Linked DNA regions of Homo sapiens: region 1 is linked to region 2. The links are chromatin contacts, found by Hi-C in ENCODE. All regions are on one chromosome and are shown on one strand. Each heading gives the region's core, a stretch centred on a gene start or an enhancer-like site at or near the end of the contact. The rest is flanking DNA. Distances are from core to core; before and after follow the strand shown.

Region 1 (5,965 bases), core at 1,936-4,435, 2.1 Mb before region 2:
GGGATTACAGGTACCCGCCAGCACACCCAGCTAATTTTTGTATTTTTAGTAGAGACGGGGGTTTACTATGTTAGCCAGGCTGGTCTTGAACTCCTGACCTCAAGTGATCCGCCCACCTCAGCCTCCCAAAGTGCTGGGATTACAGGCACGAGGCACCGCGCCCGGCCTATAATGCTCTTAACACCAAGGTGATACACATGACAGGTGTTCTAGCTGAGGTGCACATACTATTTTTGCTGCTTCACTAAGTTCTGGGTATATCAGCACTGAAGTGATATAATACAGCAGGGAATGAGATAGTGCTTTTTCAGTTTATTTTATTTTTACTTTTTTTTCGGACAGAGTCTCGCTCTTTCGCCCAGGCTGGAGTGCAGTGGCGCTATCTTGGCTCACTGCAAGCTCCGCCTCCCGGGTTCATGCCATTCTCCTGCCTCAGCCTCCCAAGTAGCTGGGACAACAGGCGCCCGGCTAATTTTTTGTATTTTTAGTACAGACGGGGTTTCACCGTGTTAGCCAGGATGTTCTCGATCTCCTGACCTCGTGATCTGCCCGCCTCGGCCTCCCAAGGTGCTGGGATTACAGGCGTGAGCCACCGCGCCCGGCCTTTTCAGTTTATTAAGCATTTTCCTAACCCTTATTCTATTTCATCTTCAAAATGGTCCTGTGCGGTACATGGAGGAGTTACTATCAAACCCATTTACATTTTTACTGATGTGGAAACAGCCTTAGTGAAAGTTAAGTCAACTAATAAGTGGGAGAACCAGAGATGAAAATGCATGCACATCTTGCTTCCAGTTCTTAGCTACCAGTTGGGAGAAGGGGAACAGAATAGCCTAAAGAAACAGACAACCATGAAATGTACAGAAATGATACCAATATATAAAATACCTCACCTCGCCGGGTGCAGTGGTTCACGCCTGTAATCCCAGCACTTTGGGAGGCCGAGGCGAACAGATCACCTGAGGTCGGGAATTCAAGACTAGCCTGACCAACATGGGGAAACCCCGTCTCGACTGAAAATACAAAATTAGCCGGGCGTGGTGGCACATGCCTGTAATCTGAGCTACTCGGGAGGCTGAGGCATGAGAATCGCTTGAATCCGGGAGGCGGAGGTTGTGGTGACCCGAGATCACATCATTGTCCTCCAGCCTGGGTAACAGGAGTGAAACTCTGTCTAAAAAAGAAAGAAAGAAAGAAAAAAGAATAAAATCAAACGCCTCACCTAACAATGTAAACAATCATTCCTTGAGTAACCATCTCAATTCACTGCATTCAAAAATCAAAAAGAGAAGAGCTATTACGATTCATATAGCCCAAAGCTTCACACTTCATGTTCTAAATACTCTAAAAGTATCAGGGAGAACACTGAAAACACTCAGCCGAACATGTTAAGTAGTCTCTTGTTATTTCAGAATGCATCTCAAGTTCTTTGCAACTTGAAGAATAAAAGTAAGAAAAGGAAACCAAGCGTGGTATTAAAATCAACGTTGCAAGCTGGCCTGGATTCAGGCTGTTAGGTGAGAGGAGGAGGCACACGGATCAGGAAGGGTCTGACTCCTACTTAGGGCCGAACGATAACCAAATGTCTATCGGACTTCCTTTCAGCACAATGGTGATGCCTACTCAAGACCAAAAATGCTAACCATCCTTCATTTTAGCAATCATTTTTATGTGCCTTTTGTGTGCATAACAGCCTTGAAAAAACTTAGCTTTCTACTCAAGGATGTCATAAACATTTGCTCACTAGTCTTCTTAGCAGGAAGATTCTGAATCACAAGCAACCTATCACAGTCCCCCCTCCCTCTGAAATACAAACGACATATGTAACACGTGTCACTGCAGAAAAATCAGAAAAATGTTTAAAAATTTTTTATATCACCTAGAAACCAACATCTTTCCACCTGTCATTTTTTTCAACCAACAAGAAAGTCTATGCACAAAATAGAATACATACAACAGGCAGTCAGCAATCATCAAATAGATAAACGTTTCAAAAGGCCTTTCATGCAATGTATATTCTTCCTAATTGCTGTAAGACGTCTTTACAGTAAATAACTCCATTTTTAACGAGTTTAAAAAGAGTTAAGCTTTCTTTTTCGTTCTCATTAAAATAAGCATATGCTTTAAATTGTAAAAGAATTGAAACAAAAACATGTTGCAGGAGAGCCTGAACTAGAATCCACTACATGTCCAACGTGGAGGCAGTCTTTACTGCAATATCACACGGTCACTAAATACTTGATTCGCTATTTTTCAGTCCGGCATAAATCTTTCTCTTCGAAAAAAACAAAAAAGGCATAAACTGCTTCAAATGATTCGTTTCCCTAGACAGTACTTAAAGACAAAACCAAAAAAGGGGGTTTCTAAGCACCGTCACACGAGTGAGGCGACTCTCAGGCTGGAGGCTTTGGGCGCCAGCATCGACGCCTGCTCTCCGCGGCTACAACTCGTTGCGCGAGCCCGGGGATTCGCCGCCGGAGGTCACGAAGCCGCCGGGCAGGGCCGCAGCGCCAGCGAGGACCCAGGATCGTCCCGAGCCCGGACGCAGCCAGACAAATGCCCGTCGGAGGCGCAGGGCAGAAGTCCCTGGGACTTAGCCGCCTCCACCCCGGCGCCACGCACCAGCTTCGCCCGGGCCCAGAAGCCGGCGCCAAGGAGACTTCCAAGCCCCGACACCAAAGGTTCCGTAAAGACAACGGCAGCAGGGGGCCGAGGGGAGCCCGGCCAAGGCGTCCTGCGCAGGGGGTGGAACTGCCTTCGGGATGGGGGAGGGGAACGCCATCCCGCCATATAACGAAGGCAGAGTTTCCGTATAAAGGGAGCTCCGGTCTCTCCCGCCCTCTCCCGTTAGAAGATGCGCCCGCACGCCCGCGTCCCCTGGAGCAGTCCAGCGCCCGACCCACCCGCTCCTCCCTCACACTCACCAGTCAGTCCCCCGAGGCCCTCCCGGCCGGCCCACGCAGAGGCGGCGGCGGCCGAGAGCGCAGGCGGAGGGGCCGCGCGGTCCTTCCCGCGGACGCACGGCGGCGGGCAGCGCTGCTCCGGCCCTAGCGCTCCCGGACGCTGTGCTGGGCCGACCCCTCTCCCTCCCCGCGCGCCCCACGCCCTGAGCGCCAGGCCCCTGGCCTAGGCTCCGCGGCCGCACTGCCCTGGCCGCCACGCTCCGCGCCTGCGCCGCGCACCTCAGGGGCCCGCCGAGAGGGCGGGGAGGTGACGAGGTGAGGTGGGGGCAGGGAGCGGGCTGCGCGAACGCACCGCACACGCGGCCTGGGAGGGACCACCGGCCCGCAGCCCCGGGGGAGGCCCAGCGGCCCGCGCCCCCTGCCGGAGGCCTTGCGCCGCCGCAGTCTCCTTCTGGGCGGGGAAGAGCCCCTCCCGAGCCCCGAGGGCGATCCCACCCTCTAGGATTACTCCACGCCAGGCGGCCAGCGAATTTATCCCGCCCGCCTCCACCGCCCCTTCAAGCCCTGGGGAACTGGGAGAAACGTGGCGCGCAGCGGCACCTTTCCCACGCTGCTCCTCAAGGGAAAGGACGCGAGTGGTCTTGCCCAGGTTAGGCAAGGCAGATGGCATCTCAGACCCCGAAGTGTGCCAGCCGCCTGTTGGGGACAGAGAGGCCGAGGACCTCGTCACGGTTTTACTGAGGCCACACCAGAGAACCACCTAGGGCTAGGATGCTGCCCTCAGGGCAAGAGGGTGAAACCTGAAGACTGCGAGTCGTTGTTGAGTTTCACCCGATTCCTTGGCTCGAGAAATAGTGGAATGAATGAGGAGTTAAGGGGGACTGGACTCGACGATTTAAGTCCTTTCTCGACTTTGACTTTCTTTGAGCAGCTGTAGAAATGATTAAATTACACGAGCATAAATAAATTTGTGAACATGGTTCCATAAATGATCTCTGTGCAAGTGTGGTGATATGTTTAATTCAGTCCTTTTGACAATGAGTTGAGGTTTTTAGTCACATTTTACAAAATGGAAAAGTAAATGTGTGAGAAGCTAAAGACTGGGTCTTAATTCATTTTGGTAGCCTAAACCCCTGAGGTTCAAACGGTTAAGAGGATGACTGAGAGCCATGTGGATTATCAGGTACCCAAGGTCACTCGGATAGTTAGGGCTGCAATGATGTCTCTTTGTTCACGTCCACTGCTTTTTCTGACAACCACATGCCAATCAACCAATCAATCGCTGGAAAGTAATAATCACAGACTTTACTCTGATCCCTTCACCATCCCCCAGGAGATAAAGCTATATTTGAAAGAGACACTACTTGTTTGTGAGGCTCAGTTTTTATGACCTCCTAAGTTTTATGTGCGTACTCAGCTCAAATAAATGCTCACGAATGCTAGTATGGCCCGAATTAAAGTTCGAAGAAATGTAGAGACATTTTTAAATCCTAGAATAGTTAGTATCTAGCACAGAACCGGGAATCGGTGGAAACCACAAGGGGGTGTCATGCCACCATCTTACCATTTTGCCTTACCACATAGCCTTGTGTCCAACAAAATCTTTATATTTCAAAATGAAGTTTTACTCCAAAACATTTTGTAGTGAAAGTAAACGCACACTCTCCCCAGCATCCCACGTATTGTTTGCACTTAGAGGAGCTTGACTTTGTTTAGATGTTGTTTAACATAGTCACAAATTGCAAGCAATTTCAAGTTCTTGATTAGCTGGAGTGTTTTTCAGTTTCATTTTTGGGTCCCTCTTTTCCTCATCTCCCGCTCCAAGGGAGGGTGATAGCTGGGATAAAACCCTAAAATCTCAAGAGTGCTAAATTGTAGAGTTTGTTAAATACTATTATAAATTTGATTCAGGGCTATTAAAACATCGTTCTTCCAACTTTTTCACACACTTGTAGAATAGCTTAATTTCTCCTTCCTTTCCTTCCTTCCTTTTCTTTTTTTTCTTTTTTCTTTCTCACGGTCTCACTCTGTCGCCCAGGCTCCAGTACAGAGATGGGATATCGGCTCACTGCAATCTCCACCTCCTAAATTCAAGCAATTCTCGTGCCCCACCCTTCAGATTAGCTGAGATTACAGGCGCGAGCTGCCACACCTGGCTAATTTTTGTATATTTAGTGGTGCTGAGATTTCACCATATTGGCCAGGCTGGTCTTGAGCTTCTGGCATCAAGTGATCCGCCCGCCTTGGCCTCCTAAAGTGCTGGGATTACAGGCGCGAGTCACCGCGCCCGGCCACTTAATTTCTTCCTGATTAGAAAATAGTTACGTTTTTAGTACAGAATGGAGACAACAGAAAAGTACAAAGAGCAAAAGTAAATTTACCATAATCTCACAACCCTGAGCTCATCAATGGTAACATTTTGCTTTCTATCTTTCCGTTATTTTTATACCTATACTGACATAAAAATTTGTTTTCAAAATTAGAATATTGGCTGTGTTTTTTTCTAACAGGTTCTTTTTTCCAATTAGTATAGCACGAGCATTCTTTATGTTTTTTGTTTGTTTGTTTGTGTGTTTTTGAGACAGAGTCTTGCTCTTTCGCCCAGGCTGGAGTGCAATGACGTGATCTTGGCTCACTGCAACCTCCGCCTCCCAGATTCAAGCGATTCTCCTGCCTCATCCTCCGAGTAGCTGGGATTACAGGCGCGTGGCACCACACGGGGCTAATTTTTGTATTTTTAGTAGAGACGGGTTTCACCATGTTGGCCAGGCTGGTCTCAAACTCCTGACCTCAGGTGATCCGCCCACCTCGGCCTCCGAAAGTACTGGGATTACAGGCGTAATTGCAGTTTGTTGTTTTTTAATTTTGTTAGTGGTGCAAACATTTTAAATTGTAGTGAAAGCAAGTCTATTAATCTTTTCCTTTGCAAGTTCTATTTTTGGCCTTTTGCTGAGATAATCTTTTCTTCTATGCAGGATCTGGTTGCATTTTTTGCTTTAACTTTTTCGTTTGTCTACAATTTATTTTGGGATATGGGATGAAGAGAACTGGGTAAATCTGGA
Region 2 (5,942 bases), core at 2,598-5,097:
AGCCATTCTTCTGCCTCAGCCTCCTGAGTAGCTAGGATTACAGGCATGTGCCACCACGCTCAGCTAATTTTTGAATTTTTAGTAGAGACGGGGTTTCACCATGTTGGTCAGGCTGGTCTCGAACTCCCGACCTCGTGATCCGCCCGCCTCGGCCTCCCAAAGTGCTGGGATTACAGGTGTGAGCCACTGCACCCGGCAAAACAAGTCAGGATTTGTTTAGCCATTTTACAATATATAGTAACTTCTGATAACAGTTACTGGTATGAGGTTTCTCTTCATTGAGTAATTAGCTAGAAAATTCAAGAGAGAACTTTTTTTTTTTGAGACGGAGTCTCACTCTGTCGCCTAGGCTGGAGTGCAGTGGCACTATCTCGGCTCACTGCAACCTCCGCCTCCAGGGTTCAAGCGATTCTCCTGCCTCAGCCTCCCAAGTAGCTGCGATTACAGGCACCCGCCACCACGCCCGACTAATATTTTGTATTTTTAGTACAGACGAGGTTTCACCATGTTGGCCAGGCTGGTCTTGAACTCCCGACCTCAAGTGATCTGCCCACCTCAGCCTCCCAAAATGCTAGGATTACAGGCGTGAACCACCACACCCAGCGGAGAACTTAATGTGTTCCTTTGCTTTACAATTTCTTAGTAATACAGTAATATCTCCTTTCTAGAAACACATTAACATTTAATTCAAAGTGTAATGGGAGTGTTAGATTAGGACAAAGTACTGAATATTAGTAACAATAGTTCCTTCTTTGTCCTTTCCTCACCCAGTGAGTCTAATCATTGCTTGTATTTTGGTGCAGCCCTGATCCTTTATGCTGGATATGTTGGGACAGCTAGAGGGCGAGGCGACAATACATATGACCTTTGAGTGATGGTTTATTTCTCTGAGTATTTAACATTGAAGCCACACTGTTGTTTCAGATAGTTTCCAGAATATAAAAATCAAAGGGATCAAAATATGATCTGATTTAAAACCCCCTTTGCTGGAAGAATCAAGGCCTTTCCACATTTGGGTGCCCCTATTTTTGTTTGTTTGTTTAAAAACACTCCAGGCTGCCGGGCACAGTGGCTCACGCCTGTAATCCCAACACTTTGGGAGGCTGAGGCAGGCAGATGACTTGAGGTCGGGAGTTTGAGACGAGCCTGACCAACATGGAGAAACCCCATCTCTACTAAAAATACAAAATTAGCCAGGCGTGGTGGTGCATGCCTGTAATCCCAACTACTCGGGAGGCTGAGACAGGAGAATCGCTTGAACCTGGGAGGCAGAGGTTGCAGTGAGCCGACATTCCGCCATTGCACTCTAGCCTGGGCGACAAGAGCGAAACTCCACCTAAAAAAAAAAAATGTACTCCTGCTCTCTCCTCTCTCTTCAATTAGTATGATCCAACAGTGGTGAGTAAAGTACATTTTACTGCAACGGATTTGTAAGTCCCCAGCCTCGATGATCTTCATATTTAAATGCAGTCATTTACGCACAGAAATGTCTTGTAAACTACAGGGATATAAACAAATGCATGGATTATTATCATTGTGAGGAGGCTCAACTAACACTGAACAACTTTAGGAGGCAGCTTGGTGTAGGGTATAAGAACTTCAGGCTGGAAGACCTGATCCTATGAACCTGAAGGAGGGTGTCTCCTCCCTTGTGGAATAAGGGATAGAAGTCATTTAGGGGAAGGAGAAGGGGTGGGGTGGGCAGCTTTGAATATGACGCTTTAAGAATGGTATGGTTGAGAAGTCCTCACTCACTGAAAGTGGGGTTTGATTTTACAGTCACTGCTGTATGGAGAGGACCCGCCCGTGGTGGCACAATATGAAACTTAAAAAATAATCTAAGCCAATAGATATGTTTCATTGAGTGGCTCCACCGAGATAGTTTACTTACTGAAGACAGGGTATGTTTAGTGATATCTACGTCATTTATCAACTCAAAAAAAAAAAAAGGAAGATACTATATACTCTTTTCAATTCTGAAATAAAGTCTTCTGAAAGGTGTTAGTTCTGAGGTAAACAAGCCTCAGCTTTAGAATCCTATTGAAATGCAAAACTTGCTTTGTGCGGTTTCCCTGTACACTCTGCATAGTGTTTTGGAAACCTGCAGTTATCTAAATTCCCATCGGGTGACATTGTTTAATCCAACATTCCCACTTTCATACATGAAAATAGCTCTAAGGACACACCACTAATATGCTTTGAACTCTCTGGTGGTTGGAAGGGAGTTTCCAATCCCACTCCCTTTCCTCTGATGGTTTTCCTGCTCCCTGCCCCACTAGGTCATTCAGGAAAGGCCTCTGGCAGCTCCCCCAAGCAAGGGCTCAGGGGGGAAAGAGACATTGACCTTGGCCAAGAAAGCACCTGTCTAATTACTGAACTTATTAGGCCACCAGGAGTCCAGACTGGTGCAAGTTACGAGTAGTGTGTGTGTGTGTGTGTGTGTGTGTGTGTGTGTGTGTGTGTCGCAAAACTTCAGGTTTCTGATATTGAGAGGAAATGATGGTTGCTTTAAAGTGATCACTACATCTATTTTCAAATATTCTGATGAAAGTAGGAAAACAGAACCCTTCACCTTTAAGAAAGCTGCAAACATTATTTTGCTTTGAAGGCAGTAATAAGCGAAATAACAAAAAGGTTTCAAGTCGTATCTTAATGTAAAAGGGTGGCTGCTTCTCCAGTCCTGAGCTTATACAAAGCTCTAAAAAGCACCCTACCCCATCTTTCTGAAAGTCTTAGAAAGATTACCACCCCATTTGCTTTAAAACCTGTGAGGTGCCTCCCTTCTTTAAAAACAACCCTCCCTCAACCATACTGCCACATTATCACTCATCTAAGTTATACTTTATAAACCGCCTTGCTGTGCTTCACACATGCAAAAAGTACACAAAGTGGATAAACTTCTACTGTGGATGCCACTGTGCAGGTATATATTTAGTAAACATTTAGTTACATTATTTTATTTTTGTGAAATAAGAACTGATCGAGCAAACCTTTCAAACAGACCCACCAGATGATAAATACCACCATATGCTTGATTCACAGTACATTTGGGCATAAATACTTCAATTACAGCTTTGTGTTTAGTATCAAAAACCTTTTCTTGTGTGCGTGTTTTCTCTCCAGATCCCGTGCTCTGGATCACATTTTGAAAGTCGCTTATTACAGATAAAGCACCTTTCCAGGTACGCTTCGGAGAACCATATGTATTTACGCACACAAAGGTGTTCACAGAGATTTTCACAAACAAATGTCCATATGATGCCGCGCCGCACTCCCCCACATGCCCGCCGCGTGTGCGCCCAGCCCCCAACGCCGCCGGGCCGCCCCCCGGACACGCGGGAGCCCGCGGCGTCCTTGGGGAAACTTCGCCGGCGGCTCCACCCCGGCCACCGCGCGGGCCTCCCCGCCCCCACCCGTCTCGGGCCCAGCGGCCCACACCCGAGCACACCCAGGCCGGCCCGCGGCGGTGGGGGCGGGGCGGGCGGCCCGGGGCCCCGAGGCGCCTTCGAGTGCCCGCGGGGCTCGCCTGATTTTTAAAAGAATGCGCCGCACAGCCCAGCCCCCAGTGCCGCCAGAGCGGGCCGGGAAGGAGAGGAGCGCGGCCGCTGGAGCCCCCCCGCCGCGCCGCCGCCGCCTCCCGGCGTCCGCGGCGCCCCTCCCCCGCCGGCCCCTCCCCCGCGCGCCCGCCCGCCCGCTCGCCCGCCCGCCCGGCGCAGGCCGCTCGGGTTTGTTTTGCTGCGCGGCCGCCGCCGCCGCCGCCGCCGCGGGCCTCGCGAGCTCATTTGTGCCTGGCTGGTCCCCATTCCTCTCTCCCCAGTGTTGAGTGTCTGAGCCGTTGGCTGCTCCGAACCGTTTGGCTCTTTCCCTTAGTAACAGCTTTTACCTTCTGCCTCAATTCCTCTCCCCGCTCGCGCCCTTCCCCCGCGCGCCGCCTCCCCCCGCCGCCGGCCGCGTGCGCCCCCGCCCCTCCCCCCGCGGCGGGAGCACCTCCGCTCGCCACCTGGGGACCCGCGCCGCGCTCCCCGCCCCCGCCCGCCCGGCGCCCATCCCCCGCGCCCTCCGCTCGCTGGGGTTATAATTGCCTCTCACCCCCCGGAGGGGTTATTTTGGGGGTGGTTGGAGGCGGTGGCGGCGGCGGCGAGGAGGGGAATTTCCTTGTGCCTCCATTCCCGGGAGGGGGGAGCGGCGTTGGAGGCCACCGTTTCCAGGTAAGCGCTGGGGGCCGGACCCTGGAGTGGGGGCGGCCGGGGGCCTGGGCGGGGGGCGCGGGCCAGAGGCGGCCGGGGGCGCTGGGCCGCGGGGGGATGGGCGCGAGTGGAACATGCATTTTTCAACTTGGCCCTTGGGGGAACTGGGCTTGCGTGGGGGAAGGGAAGGCAGGGAGGGCACTTGGGGCGCCCCCATCCCCCCGTTTTCCTCTCTCAGGTTTCTTTGAAATGCTCACGTGCCTGCCCACCCCCCTACCCTTTCCCGGTCTCGGGGGATCCTCACCCTAATTATGTTGTCCCCGAAAATGTGCACCTCGGCCTTCTCCCCCTCTTCCTCCCTTCGTGCATTTACACCCCCTTTTTGTGCGTGTGTGTTTGGGGGGGGAGGCTTTCAGGAAAGGATTTGCAGCAAATTGAATCAAGGAGCCATCATGAGGCCGACTCCTTTATAGCCTATTTTTAGCAGAGGAGAAGGAGCTTTTCGGTGCATGCTATTTTGTGAAACCTCGGGCGGCAATGGAAATCTCCCCTCCCCGGGCGCGTCCCCGGCCCGGGCGCGGCGACCCCGGCCGGCGTGCTGGGGGCTGCGGGCGGCTGTTGGGGCCGCGCGTCCGGGGCGGGGGCGCCGGCCGGGGGAGGGGCGCGCGGCAGCCGGGCCTTGCTCCGGGACGTGTTTATTTGTAACTTAGTGCTTTTTATCGTCTTAAGGAGGTATTTGGTGGAGGCTCTTTGAAGTTGGGTTCAGGAGTGTAGAATTGGCAAAGTTATTGCCAGCTTCCTGGTAAGTTTTGGGTGGCACAGAGTCACGTTATTTTCTGACAGTGTAAAGGCCACGTTGTGAGGGTGGTTTCTCGGTAACTTCCTCTTTGCAACCGATTTAATTTTTTGAACAGAAGCAGACTTTTATTTAAGTGGAATATTAATCTTAAATGGCAGCTCGAGGGAAGCCATGCATGTGTTAACGTGTTCAGTATTTTTGGAAGTTCTTAATTTGCTGAAACAGGCATCACTTCGCAGTGGCAACCGGGATTAAATTTAGGTTGTGAAAATGGTGTATTTCATGTAAAATTTGGGTTGTGGCTTTTAAAAAATGCTCTCTTTGTTAGGTTATCTAAGTGTCTCTAAGATAATTTGGTGATTACAAATGAGAAATGTTGGAAACTAGTTAAAAATTAGGTGTTCTCAGTGTCTGGAGTTTACTTGAAATCTTGGACTGTGCAGGCACCAGGGGTGAAGAGTTTTAGTACCTATGTGATTTACAGTTGACTTAGGAAAGTTTACTATTCACTTTCTTGTTTTCCAAACAGGAACCGTATGCTGATCTAAACAAGCTTGTTAATAAAATGTGGGGGGTGAAAATGCCAGGTTATTTTTAGTTTGAATTTTAAGACTGAATGGTTGCTCTACCCCCCACCTCATATAATTAAGTGATCTTCCCCCTCCGTTTTTCCTAAAGGCTTCTTCACCAGTTTGGATAATAAGGCCCTCGTGGTGTGTTCATCTACTTACCTGAAATAACTTGGAATAAATAATTTCGATTACACGTTGAAGATACAATGAGTGACTGTTTGGGTTTTCCAGTGTGATTCATTTTCATTTTTGTTAAAATAAGACCCATGCTACATTGATGTATTTTAGTAATGCCGACTTCCTGGGATTGTATGTTCTCACCATTTTAATAGTTTATAGTCTGGGGAAGTAGGGCACCTTTGTCTCCCCGAAAACATGGTGTGG

The links. Hi-C counts contacts between places; a loop is a spot of excess contacts on that map. Pooled maps may share reads with other maps.
Region 1: a pooled map shows a loop between it and region 2 (8-fold over the local background). The contact joins the promoter of ZNF639 here to the promoter of TBL1XR1 in region 2. A Hi-C loop is called at or near these places in 9 of 50 pooled maps.

What each region holds. Positions count from the first base shown.
Region 1 is chr3:179,320,251-179,326,215 of GRCh38, reverse strand. It overlaps ZNF639 (zinc finger protein 639), which reads right to left and starts at 3,185. Exons shown (of 6, transcript NM_001303426.2): 1 at 2,925-3,185. RefSeq lists enhancers at 1,085-1,184, 2,226-2,275 and silencers at 2,846-2,985, 3,016-3,455.
Region 2 is chr3:177,195,387-177,201,328 of GRCh38, reverse strand. TBL1XR1 (TBL1X/Y related 1) reads left to right here and starts at 3,847. Exons shown (of 16, transcript NM_024665.7): 1 at 3,847-4,208. RefSeq lists silencers at 3,256-3,635, 3,876-4,065, 4,176-4,275, 4,756-4,805 and enhancers at 3,253-3,760, 3,761-4,270.